Linked DNA regions of Homo sapiens: region 2 is linked to region 1. A link is a loop called in an ENCODE intact Hi-C map of the cell type or tissue named here. Cell type or tissue: GM12878. All regions are shown on one strand. Links, peaks and the distances in the headings refer to the core of each region. The heading gives the core; the rest is flanking DNA.

Region 1 (5,369 bases), core at 244-5,243:
GGATTACAGGCATGCGCCACCATGCCTGGCTAATTTTACATTTTTAGTAGAGATGGGGTTTCTCCATGTAGGTCAGACTGGTCTTGAACTCCCAAACTCTGGTGATCCTCCTGCCTCGGCCTCCCAAAGTGCTGGGATTACAGGCATGAACCACCACGCCAGGCCTTACATGGCTCTTTCACAGTGCAAACATAAAGTTTGTCTGCCAATCTTTCCTTTTGTGAATCGGGCTTTTGGTGTCAAGTCTAAGAACTCTTTGCTTTGCCCTAGATCCTGAGGATTATGTTTTACATTTGAATTCATGATCCACTTTGAGTTACATTTTGTACGAGGCATAAGACTTTTAGTTCGAGGCCCATGTTTTTCCTATGGATGCCGATTGCTCCAGTGCCCTTTGTGGAAAGGCTTTCCTTCCTCCTGAAATACTTTTGCACCTTTGTCAAGAAATCCACTGGGCAGATCTGTGTGTGTCTGTTTCTCAGATTCTACATTCTGTTCTGTGCATTACTGTCTGTGCCCGCCCCCTGCCAATACTCCACTGTCTTAACTACTCTAGCTATAGAGTCAGTCTTGAAATCAGGTAGACTGACTCTTTCCACTTTATTATTCTTTTTCAGAATTGTTTTAGCTTCTCTGCCTTTTTTTTTTTTTCCGAAGATGAAGTCTTGCTCTGTCGCTCAGGCTGGAGTGCAGTGGTATGATCTCGGCTCACTGCAGCCTCCGCCTCCCAGGTTCAAGTGATTCTCCTGCCTCAGCCTCCTGAGTAACTGGGATTACAGGCACCTGCCACCATGCCTGGCTAATTTTTGTATTTTTAGTAGTGATGGGGTTTCATCATGTTGGCCAGGCTGGTCTTGAACTCCTGACCTCAGGTGATTCACCCACCTTGGCCTCCCTAAGTGCTGGGATTACAGGTGTGAGCCAGAGTGCCTGGCCCTGTAATACTTAAATTACTAGTGAGATGGAACATTTTCTTTCTAACTTTGCTGCATCTCTTCTTTCTGAATTGCCTCTCTCTTTGCTCATTTTTAATTGAGATGTCTTTTTCCTTGTGATTTGGAAAAGCTCTCTTTTCACTTGCCAAGTCTTCTCCTTCTCTTGGTAACATTTACCTTAGCTCTGCTGTAGAAACCTCTGATGGAGCAGTTGGAGAGAGCTGCCCATCCAGTCCAGGAAGGTTAGACATACCCCAGCGTTTCCCTGATGCCTTTTGAATGTTTTGAGTCAAGTCCCAGTTCTGCCCCGTGCTTGCCACATGACTGAGCCAGGTTATCTCACCCGCAGAATGTGGGCCGGCCTGCTGGGAGGGCTGGGCTCACATTGGGTGATGGTTGTGCAAGGCCTGTGGGGGCCTCTAAGGGGAAGGCAGAAATGGAAGGATTATCAAGCAAGCTCTACTCCGGGCTATGTTTTTGCATCCATATGTTTTTCTAAGTAGGAACTCAGACTGAGATGTGTTTCAGTGTTATATGCCTAACTTCCTGCAAAACTTGGCAGTGGCATTGAAAAACATAGCCATTATGGGGTCTCAGCTTTCCTGGGGAAATGGCAGGTCATCGAAAACACTGGCTTTCAAGTCCATTTATATGCTCAAATTGAGTGTTGCCTTTTGACCTCTTCTGTTTAATAAAATGCTCCAGCACGTCATCACGGACGTGCATTTTCCCAGGCCAGCATATGCATGAGGCTGTCCTGTGGTCCGGTGCACAGCCCTGTGACACCTGGGCTGTCATTACAGGGTGCACAGTAGGTGAGGGTCTGACTCCAGGACCACCTATCCTGGGTGCTTCACTGACTGTTGCTCATTGGCTGTTGTGGTCCTGAGTAGGGCAAACTCAGTTTCCCCACCTGTCAACTGGACTAGTAATATTACCTGCCCTTTAGCGTTGTCGGGAGGATGAGAGGTACTGGATAGGAAACAAGGGATTATAGGTACTTCTCTGAACATTTTACAGTGAAAATGGATTGCTTTCCAAAAGTCATTTTGAACCAAGGCTGATGATCATTGGTTTGTTTTGCACAAGAGCGCGTACTTTGCTAGCAGAGTGAGAGTGAGAGTTTGGGCAGGAGGCAGCCAGGCATGAAGATGTAGGAGGCGTCCTGCCCTCGGCCACGTGCGGGGATCAGAGTTGGGTGAACCCTGCTTAGGAGTCGTTAGAACACAATCCTGAGACAGTTTCTCCTCCGAGGTGGTTCTGCTGGGTTTCTCCATCTCAACTGCTGTTGTCCTGGGTTACAGTTACAGGCGCTTGTGTGAATTGCGGTGTTTTAAAGCCTTCAGAGCAGAAGGATGTGAACTTGTCCTTCTCCTTGTGCCCCTCTCTCTGTCATCCCACTTGTAAATTGTTTCTGGGCTGGAGGATAAGTGAGGAGGCCACAGGAACTTTGCATGTTGTCTCTTAGCATTTTGAGTTAGGAAGAGCAACTGAAAGACCGAGCTGAAAGCTACACTGAACCTCATCAACAATTCACACACTGCAGAGGCGAAGATGGCGTCTTCTCAGCACAGTGGGCTGGGTCAGGAGAACACATCGGGTCAGCTCTGCTGCACTTCCTTCCATTCCTACGGCCATCCTGGTGCCACCTGCAGCCTCTTACGGTGCAGGCCTCATCCCCTGGTGCGTCCCCTCTCTGCTGTTGCCTCGGGCTTGGCCCCAGGCTCACTTTGGGGTCAGACATGGGTGGGCAGCTCCAGAGGCTGCTCTCAGCATACAGAGGGCTCTTTCCCAGTAGCTGTGAATCTTCCTTTTGGGGGCCAAGAGGTCTCTGCACAGGGGCCAGTGACAGACTGCCTGGGGCTGGGGATTTATGTCATTAGCAACATGTGTCTTCAGTTCTGTCGCAATGACATATCAGGGCAGCGTGCAGGTGTGAGTCCATTGTTCCTGGGAAGAAGCCTGGCATAAGAGGAAGTGGCAGTTGGGGCCTGGTGCTGTACCTTCTTTCTTCCCCCTTCTGCTTTTGCATATGCAAAACCTGACATATGTGTAATTAGATCAAAACCTCTGACCACTGTCATTGTTCCAGGTTACCCAGATGGACTCCCGTGGTGATGAGCAATGGTTGAGCCATACTCCCTGGGCTTTCCCTCAGCTGTAGGTCTTTTGAGAGTGACATCCGGTGGTCATCAAGTGTTCGAGCCGGATGAGCCTTTAGCATGGATGGGCAGAGGTTGGAGCTCTGGGCTGTGTCCTTCAGCGACTCTTCTGGATTAGTCCAGGCCTTGTTTCTCTTGGTTGCGGATCTTGTTGCTCATTAGCGCCTGGGAAGTAGAGCAGATATTTAATAACCCTGCATGCCTCAAAGACTGAAACTCTTTTTTTTCCACTGGAATCACAGTAGCTTGGAAACCTCTTTCCCTTGCTTCCCATGAGATTGTTAAAAAACTCGCCTGGGGCTGGGCGTGGTGGCTCATGCCTGTAATCCCAGCACTTTGGGAGGCCAAAGCAGGCGGATCACCTGAGGTCAGGACCAGCCTGGCCAATATGGTGAAACCTCGCTTCTACTGAAAATACAGAAATTAAGTGGGCATGGTGGCACGCACCTGTAGTCCCAGCTACTCGGGAGGCTGAGGTAGGAGAATGGCTTGAATCCAGGAGTCAGAGATTGCAATGAGCTGAGATTGCGCCACTGCTCTCCAGCTTGGGTGACAGAACAAGACCCTGTCTCAAAAAAAAAAAAAAAAACTTGTCTGGAAATGTGCTTCAGATCCAGACCTCTCTGATCATTGGCAGGAAGGGCACCTTTGTCATCTGAAGTGAGGGCCTCTGGAGTCTGTGAACCCATGGCAGGCGATGTGCTGTTTGCTGCCTAGACCTGACCACTGTCACCTTTACTGACAGATGACAAACAGCCTGCCTGCCTTGGCCTCCTTTCTGTGGGTCTTCTTCCTCTGGGGAGACATATTTTGGAAATAAGCTGGAGTTTGAGCCCAGAAGTTGACACAGGTGTGATGGCTGGACACTGTCATCTAACGAGGTTGTAAGATGCTAAGGGTGATAGCCACTCCTTCCTGTACCCCTCACCCAGGAATGGTGTCACTGCCTCCAAGCACGAGGGGGGCAGCCATCTTGGGGCTGCTGTTGCTATACACACTTACCTCCTATGTCTTTTCCATGATGTCTTTGTCTGTTTTAAAATGATGGCTCCTAAATCTCTGGCTTTTCTTGCTTTTTCATGTTATTCTAGTTTTTTCTGCCTTTTCAGTGTTTCCCCCTTTCTTTTCCTCTTTTTTTTTTTTTTGACTTTTTCCCTCTCCCCTTTCAGATCTTTATGCTATTTTCCTTCTATTTTCATTTTGTCATGGTAGTTTTCTCTGTACTTTCACTTCTTTTTTTTTTTTTTTTTTTTGAGACGGAGTCTCGCACCGTCGCCTGGGCTGGAGTGCAGTGGCGCGATCTCGGCTCACTGCAATCTCTGCCTCCCGGATTAATGCAATTCTCCTGTCTCAGCCTCCTGAGTAGCTGGGATTACAGGCGCACACCACCACACCTGACTAATTTTCTGTATTTTTAGTAGAGACGGGGTTTCACTATGTTGGCCAGACTGATCTTGAGCTCCTGACCTCGTGATCTGCCTGCCTCGGCCTCCCAAAGTGCTGTTTGGGATTACAACTTTCACTTCTTTATACATTCACAGGTGTTGGCGTCCCCCAGAGACGCTGACCATAATCCGGGCATTATTATTTTTTTCTTTTTATTTTTGAGACAGAGTTTCACTCTTGTCACCCAGGCTGGAGTGCAGTGGTACGATCTCGGCTCACTGCAACCTCCGCCTCCTGGGTTCAAGCGATTCTCCTGCCTCAGCCTCCCAAGTAGCTGGGATTACAGGTGCATGCCACCACGCCTGGCTAATTTTTGTATTTGTTGTAGAGATGGTGTCTCGCTTTGTCATGTTGGCCAGGTCTCGAACTCCTGACCTCAGGTGATCTGCCTGCCTTGGCCTCACAAAGTACTGGGATTATAGGCGTGAGCCACTGCGCCCGGCCTGGGCATTATTTTTAGCTTCAAATGACCCTTTGTAGCACAACAATATGCAAGTGGTGGGTGCGTATTGGTTCAAATCCAATGACTATAACTGGAAGGAGTCTACGTCCCCCTGGTTTTATTCATTGTGAGAAATCGTACAACAGCAGTCCCAGAATTTGTTGGATAAACACTGTAATCCTGCCCCCAAGATAGTCCTCTTTTCCCTGCCCAGTTCTATTCTCTTTAGCTGTTTACACATCCATTCTGTATAATTAGGTGTCATTGTGCATTCTTCACTTTTATCGCTTATTACATCAGCGGCAGGTTTGTGTGCTCTTTTTTCACCTCACTTACTAAAACACCAACGCACGTAAACTTTTACAGCCAGCATTTCAGGGACTG
Region 2 (5,369 bases), core at 311-5,310, 370 kb after region 1:
GCTAACAATCACCTGTGCATCCCAAGTTTCCTTTCCTCCTCTCCACAGTACTCTGCTTTTTTTTTTTTTTTTTTTTTTTTGAGACAGAATCTCATCTGTCACTGAGGCTGGAGTGCAGTGGCACAATCTTGCCTCACTGCAGCTTCAAACTCTTGGGGTCAAGTGATCCTCCCACCTCAGCCTCTTGAGTAGCCAGGAGTACAGGCGTGCACCACCACACCCGGCTAATTTTTGTATTTTTTGTAGAGACAGGGTCTCACCACATTGCCCCAGTTGGTCTTGAACTCCTGAGCTCAGGCGATTTGCCCGCCTCTGCCTCCCAAAGTGCTGGGAGCACAGGCAGGAATCACTGCATCCGGCCTACCTGAAATTTGGTGTCTAGAGAACACTAAGAGGCACTGTGGCTTTCAGAGAAAATACGAGAAGCAGTGCTTTGCAAACTGACCACCATGGACAGTCATACTTGCAGTCTCACATCTGCCCGTTCTGTTTGCCTTTCTGTCTGTCGGAAGTTTCTTTTCATGGTTACCGTAAGGATAAACACCCCTCACTTTATTTTGAGATGGAGTTTTGCTCTTGTTGCCCAGGCTGGAGTGCAATGGCACGATCTCGGCTCACTGCAGCCTCTGCCTCCTGGGTTCAAGAGATTCTCTTGCCTCAGCCTCCTGAGTAGCTGGGATTACAGGTGCCCGCCACCATGGCAGGCTAATTTTTTTGTACTTTTAGGAAAGACGGGGTTTCACCATGTTGGCCAGGCTGGTCTCAAACTCCCAACCTCAGGTGATCCGTCCGCCTTGGCCTCCCAAAGTGCTGGGATTACAGGCATGAGCCACCGTGCCTGGCCACGGATAAACATCTCTACCCATGGAGTGATGGTTTACAAAGTGCTGTCATGCACTTTTTTGTGGACACATGCATGTCCTTGTGACCTTGTTTACTTTCACACCAGCTCTGCGAGGTCGGCAGCATGATCCCCATTTTCTAAAAGCAAACACGGATGCCACCAGATTCAAAGCGTCCTTACCTCTCACTCTCATCTGCAGCTTTTTCTGCCTCCTCCAGCTTCTGCAGGGCCGTGGCCAGTCGTTCCTGAGCCCTGTCCAACTCCTCCTCAACGAGCTGGATGCGTCGGTTGAGGGCGGCCACATCACCTTCAGCCTGGGGAGGTCGGAGGTGCAGCCATGTTAAGAAGTATCAGGCCAGCCACCAGTGGGAGCCTCCCCCATGTCCTGCCCTCTGTTAACCTGATCTTCCCCGTCAAAGCCCACCCAGGAGTCCAGGCCATAGGGAATTTACACTCATACCAAAATTTCAGTATGATCTTCCCGGAAAATGTCTGGGAAAAACATCTACCACTCCATAGCAAAAGATGAGCATCGCCAAGCGTGGTGGCTCATGCCTGTAATCCCAGCACTTTGGGAGGCTGAGGTGGGTGTATCACAAGGTCAAGAGATCGAGACCATCCTGGCCAACGTGGTGAAACCCTGTCTCTACTAAAAATAGAAAAATTAGCTGAGTGTGGTGGCACGTGCCTGTAGTTCCACATGCTCAGGAGGCTGAGGCAGAAGAATCACTTGAACCCGGGAGGCGGAGGTTGCCGTGAGCTGAGATCGTGCCACTGCACTCCAGCCTGGTGACAGAGCAAGACTCCGTCTCAAAAAAAAAAAAAAAAAGCGAGTGTCCCAGTACAAGATGGGTAGTTGAGTCAACATAGGAGTCAAACATACCATGTGCTTTGAGATGAATGTCAGTGCTGGTCTCTCCAGCAACACAATAGACCCAACGTTAGGCTAAGATCTAAGATAGGCTCTTCTCTGAAAAAGGCACACAGTGTTACCACGTAGAGAGTTCTAGGGCTCACTGTGAGATTCTTAGAAAGCAAGGCCATCAGTGACCCGGCTCATTGTGTCCTGTGAGTTCCGCTCCCATTCACCTGAATGGCAAGATAAATGCAAGACTATGGAGCCCTCAGTTAAATGTTGGCCATGCAATTACCAAGGTGGGACGAGGCGGGGGAGCCTCGTTGGAATTCCATCCTTCAATCCGCCTGGCTGAGAGATGGCAGGACAAAAAGATATGGAAAGGGAAAGAAAACTTGGTTGCAGGCATGGAAGACATACCCCAATAGTGTTATTGGCTTTTCAAGGTGTTTTTACCTACAAGAAAGGAAGTACAATGGGAAGCATTAAACCAGGAACTCCAGGGCCAAAAAGTGCTGGGCTGGAATCCCCGCTTTGTCATTTTCTTTTTAATTTTTTTTTTGAGATGGAGTCTTGCGCCGTCACCAAGGCTGGAGTGCAATGGCATGATCTCGGCTTGCTGCAACTTCTACCTCCCGGGTTCAAGCAATTCTGCCTCAGCCTCCTGAGTAGCTGGGATTACAGACGGACACCACCACGCCTTGCTATTTTTTTGTATTTTTAGTAGAGACAGGGTTTCGTCTTGTTGGTCAGGCTGGTCTCAAACTCCTGGCCTCACGTGATCCACCCGCCTTGGTCTCCCAAAGTACTGGGATTACAGGCGTGAGCCACTGCGCCCGACCGTGCTTTGTCATTTTCACAGCCACGTGGTGTTGGGAAGGTTGCTTCCTCATCCTGGCCCTCTCCATCCCAAAGCCTGATTAGTTACCGGACTGCCTTGAGGCTGTAACTCCAGAGGGTGGCGCCGCTTATGCCCAGCAGGTGGGATGTGCCAGAGAAAGGCATCTCTTACTGCCACGGTTTTATTTTACTGCAATTTCATCCTCACACATCGCACCCATTTTACAGGTGAAGAAACCGAGGGGCCCCACTGGGGGAAGTGGTTTTATTCAGTGACTCAGAATTGGTAAGAAATGAATGGCCTCTTAAGACCCACCCAGGGCTCTTCCTTGTCAGAACCTGTCCCCTAGGTCCTGCCAGGGCTACGAGGCAAGGCGAGTTTTCCAGCGATGCCTGCTCTTTGGAAGGAATATTGAGAACGGGTCAAACGGGCCTCAACCGAGAGGAAAAGGGAAGCCACGCTAGCTTTTTCCTATCAGAACAAATGAAGAATCCCTGAACTGGGGAAGGCTATCAAAATTATTAGGAAGGCCGGGCGCGGTGGCTCACATCCGTAATCCTAACACTTTGGGAGGCGGAGGTGGGTGGATCACATGAGGTCAGGAGTTCGAGACCAGCCTGGCCAACATGGTGAAACCGCATCTCTACTAAAAATACAAAAAAATCAGTTGGGTGTGGGGGCAGGCGCCTGTAATCCCAGCTACTTGGGAGGCTGAGGCAGGAGAATCGCTTGAACCCGGGAGGTGAAGGTTGCAATGAGCCGAGATCGCGCCACTGCACTCCAGCCTGGGTAACAGAGCAAGATTCCGTCTCAAAAAAAAAAAATTATTAGGAAACCACTCCCTCTCCTGCCCTGAGTTCATACTGGGGGAAAAAAAAATAGAATGAGGCTAACGTGGCCGAAAAACTACACAAATAGAGTCAGGAAGGTTTCTCAGCCTCAGATTCCTAGAAGCAGAAAGAGGGCACTCCCACAGGTGTTTCGTATTGCAGTGTCCTCTGAAACACCAAATGCAGAGAATTGTGAAAACCACTGATGAAACTGTCTTAAGAAACGTCACTGAGGCCTTCCCATGAATGGGTGCCTTTCATTCTTTTTAATTGCCTAGATCTTAACTCCTCCTACCACCTTCAGTAACTGGGCCAGGAACTGATGTTGCAAAAACACTCTGCAACCAACACCATTATCGAATTCCAGGACATTTTCATAACCCGCCAAAGACAAACAAACAAACAAAAAACTGTGTACCCATTAGCAGTCGAGGAATTGATTTTAAAGATCAAACAGAGGTGCTTGATTCATGAGTTGTCTTTTAAGAAGTGAGTAGCCCTTATGTGGGAAATTCTGAATCCTGGCAAACAACGCTTTTGGCAGATTTTCAGCTGTCTGGAGTTGGGAGATACACGCATATCTGTACATGCATACATATATATGTATTTTTGAAAAACTGCTAGTCACGGCCGAGTCATTTTGGGTTCCACCCCTTCCTGCAATCAAAGCCTTCCACACGCTACAAAGGATTTCCCTTATAAGGTAAAAGAGGCTTGCTAGATACATGTGGCAAAGGAACAGGAAGATGTCAGTTAATCACACAAAAATCTAAACGAAACCAGCTGTCGGGAAACAGGCCCAGAAGTCTACCACACGCCGGCTCCTGGCTTATTCTACAAGAGTGAAAGGTTTTTTTTTTTTTTTTTTTAACCCACCCCTGGTCTTAGTTCCTTTTGCCCTGGGAGAGGTTTTCCCTCTCCCAGACGGAAAGAAGCATCCTTTGCTTTTTCAAGAACTTTTCGAACTTTTTCAAGAAGTCTTCAACTCTCCAAAAACATCTTCTCTCCCAACTAGACGGTCTTGCTCCTAAATCTTGGCTCCAGGCTGAGGGCCATTTTGAAGCCGAGTTAATTGTCCTCCAGCGAGATGACTTGGGATGAGATCAGAGCAAGAGCTGTGTCGGTTAAGTGTGAGAAAGAGGCCAGACCGGCTACCGATTGAGGCTTACACCGGGTTTCTAAGGCCTCTTGGGCCAAAGCAGCCCTTACAGGATTAGAGGCTTCAACCAAGGCCCATGCTGCAGCCCCCATCTGGGCTCTTTCCAGTCCTGGCAATTCACACCACCAATTCCATCTGGCTGGGCATCTTTTGCCTCTCTAGGGTCCCCACCCTGAGCCTCAACACTGAACTTTCAGGGCTTTTGGGCTTCAACCTCTATCCGCACACCCCCCCACCCTCATCATACAACTTTCTTGCCTCTGAGTCTGTGCACACCCATGTCTCTGGTCCCAGCAAACTTATTTATTCTATAAGACCCAGCTCAACCTCCATTTTGGAGCCTCCCCTGTCATGCTCCCATAACTGCACAGAAAACCCGTGGAATGCAGACCTCGCTCCATCAGTGAGTCAGCTCCCCTGCCTCCATTTGTCTATGAGCTCTTCCCAGGGCAGAGAAAACACAATTGAGGCTGGGCGCCGTGGCTCACGCTTGTAATCCCAGAACTTTGGGAGGCCAAGGTGGGCAGATCACGAGGTCAGGAGTTCGAGACCAGCCTGGCCAGCATGGTGAGACACTGTCTCTACTAAAAATCCAAAATAAAAAAAAAAAAATTAGCTGGGCGTGGTGGCGGGCACCTGTAATCCCAGCTACTCGGGAGGCTGAAGCAGGAGAATCTCTTGAACTCGGGGGGTGGAGGTTGCAGCGAGCCGAGATCGCACCACTGCACTCCAGCCTGGGCGACAGAGTGAGACTGCCTCAAAAACAAAACAACAAAAAACAACAACACAATTGATTATTTACAAAGCGCCAGGCTCCACGCCTGAGATTTACTCCTGGG

Evidence for each region. Peaks named below come from ENCODE experiments on the same cell type or tissue, not always from the same donor. Only the 100,000 strongest peaks of a DNase experiment are listed, where the experiment ranks them.
Region 2: a loop joins it to region 1, with 5 times the contacts of the local background. A loop is called at or near these places in 3 of 110 quality-filtered maps.

Annotation. Positions count from the first base shown.
Region 1 is chr19:16,443,045-16,448,413 of GRCh38, reverse strand. All of the region lies in intron 1 of EPS15L1 (epidermal growth factor receptor pathway substrate 15 like 1), which reads left to right. Among named protein-coding and RNA genes, the nearest start is that of EPS15L1, 26 kb to the left of the region's middle. RefSeq lists enhancers at 2,464-2,523, 2,634-2,713, 2,448-3,647, 3,750-3,929. In GM12878, for the core only: a CTCF peak has its summit at 3,165 (motif pointing left); DNase peaks (open chromatin) are centred at 1,263, 2,083 and 3,013; H3K4me3 peaks cover 2,585 bases; H3K27ac peaks cover 5,000 bases.
Region 2 is chr19:16,077,702-16,083,070 of GRCh38, reverse strand. It overlaps TPM4 (tropomyosin 4), which reads right to left. Exons shown (of 8, transcript NM_003290.3): 2 at 1,025-1,158. Among named protein-coding and RNA genes, the nearest start is that of TPM4, 3.9 kb to the right of the region's middle. RefSeq lists enhancers at 1,863-2,590, 3,687-3,916, 3,947-4,016, 4,207-4,256, 4,367-4,586. In GM12878, for the core only: a CTCF peak has its summit at 2,678 (motif pointing right); DNase peaks (open chromatin) are centred at 2,779, 3,580, 4,060 and 4,412; H3K4me3 peaks cover 4,291 bases; H3K27ac peaks cover 4,157 bases.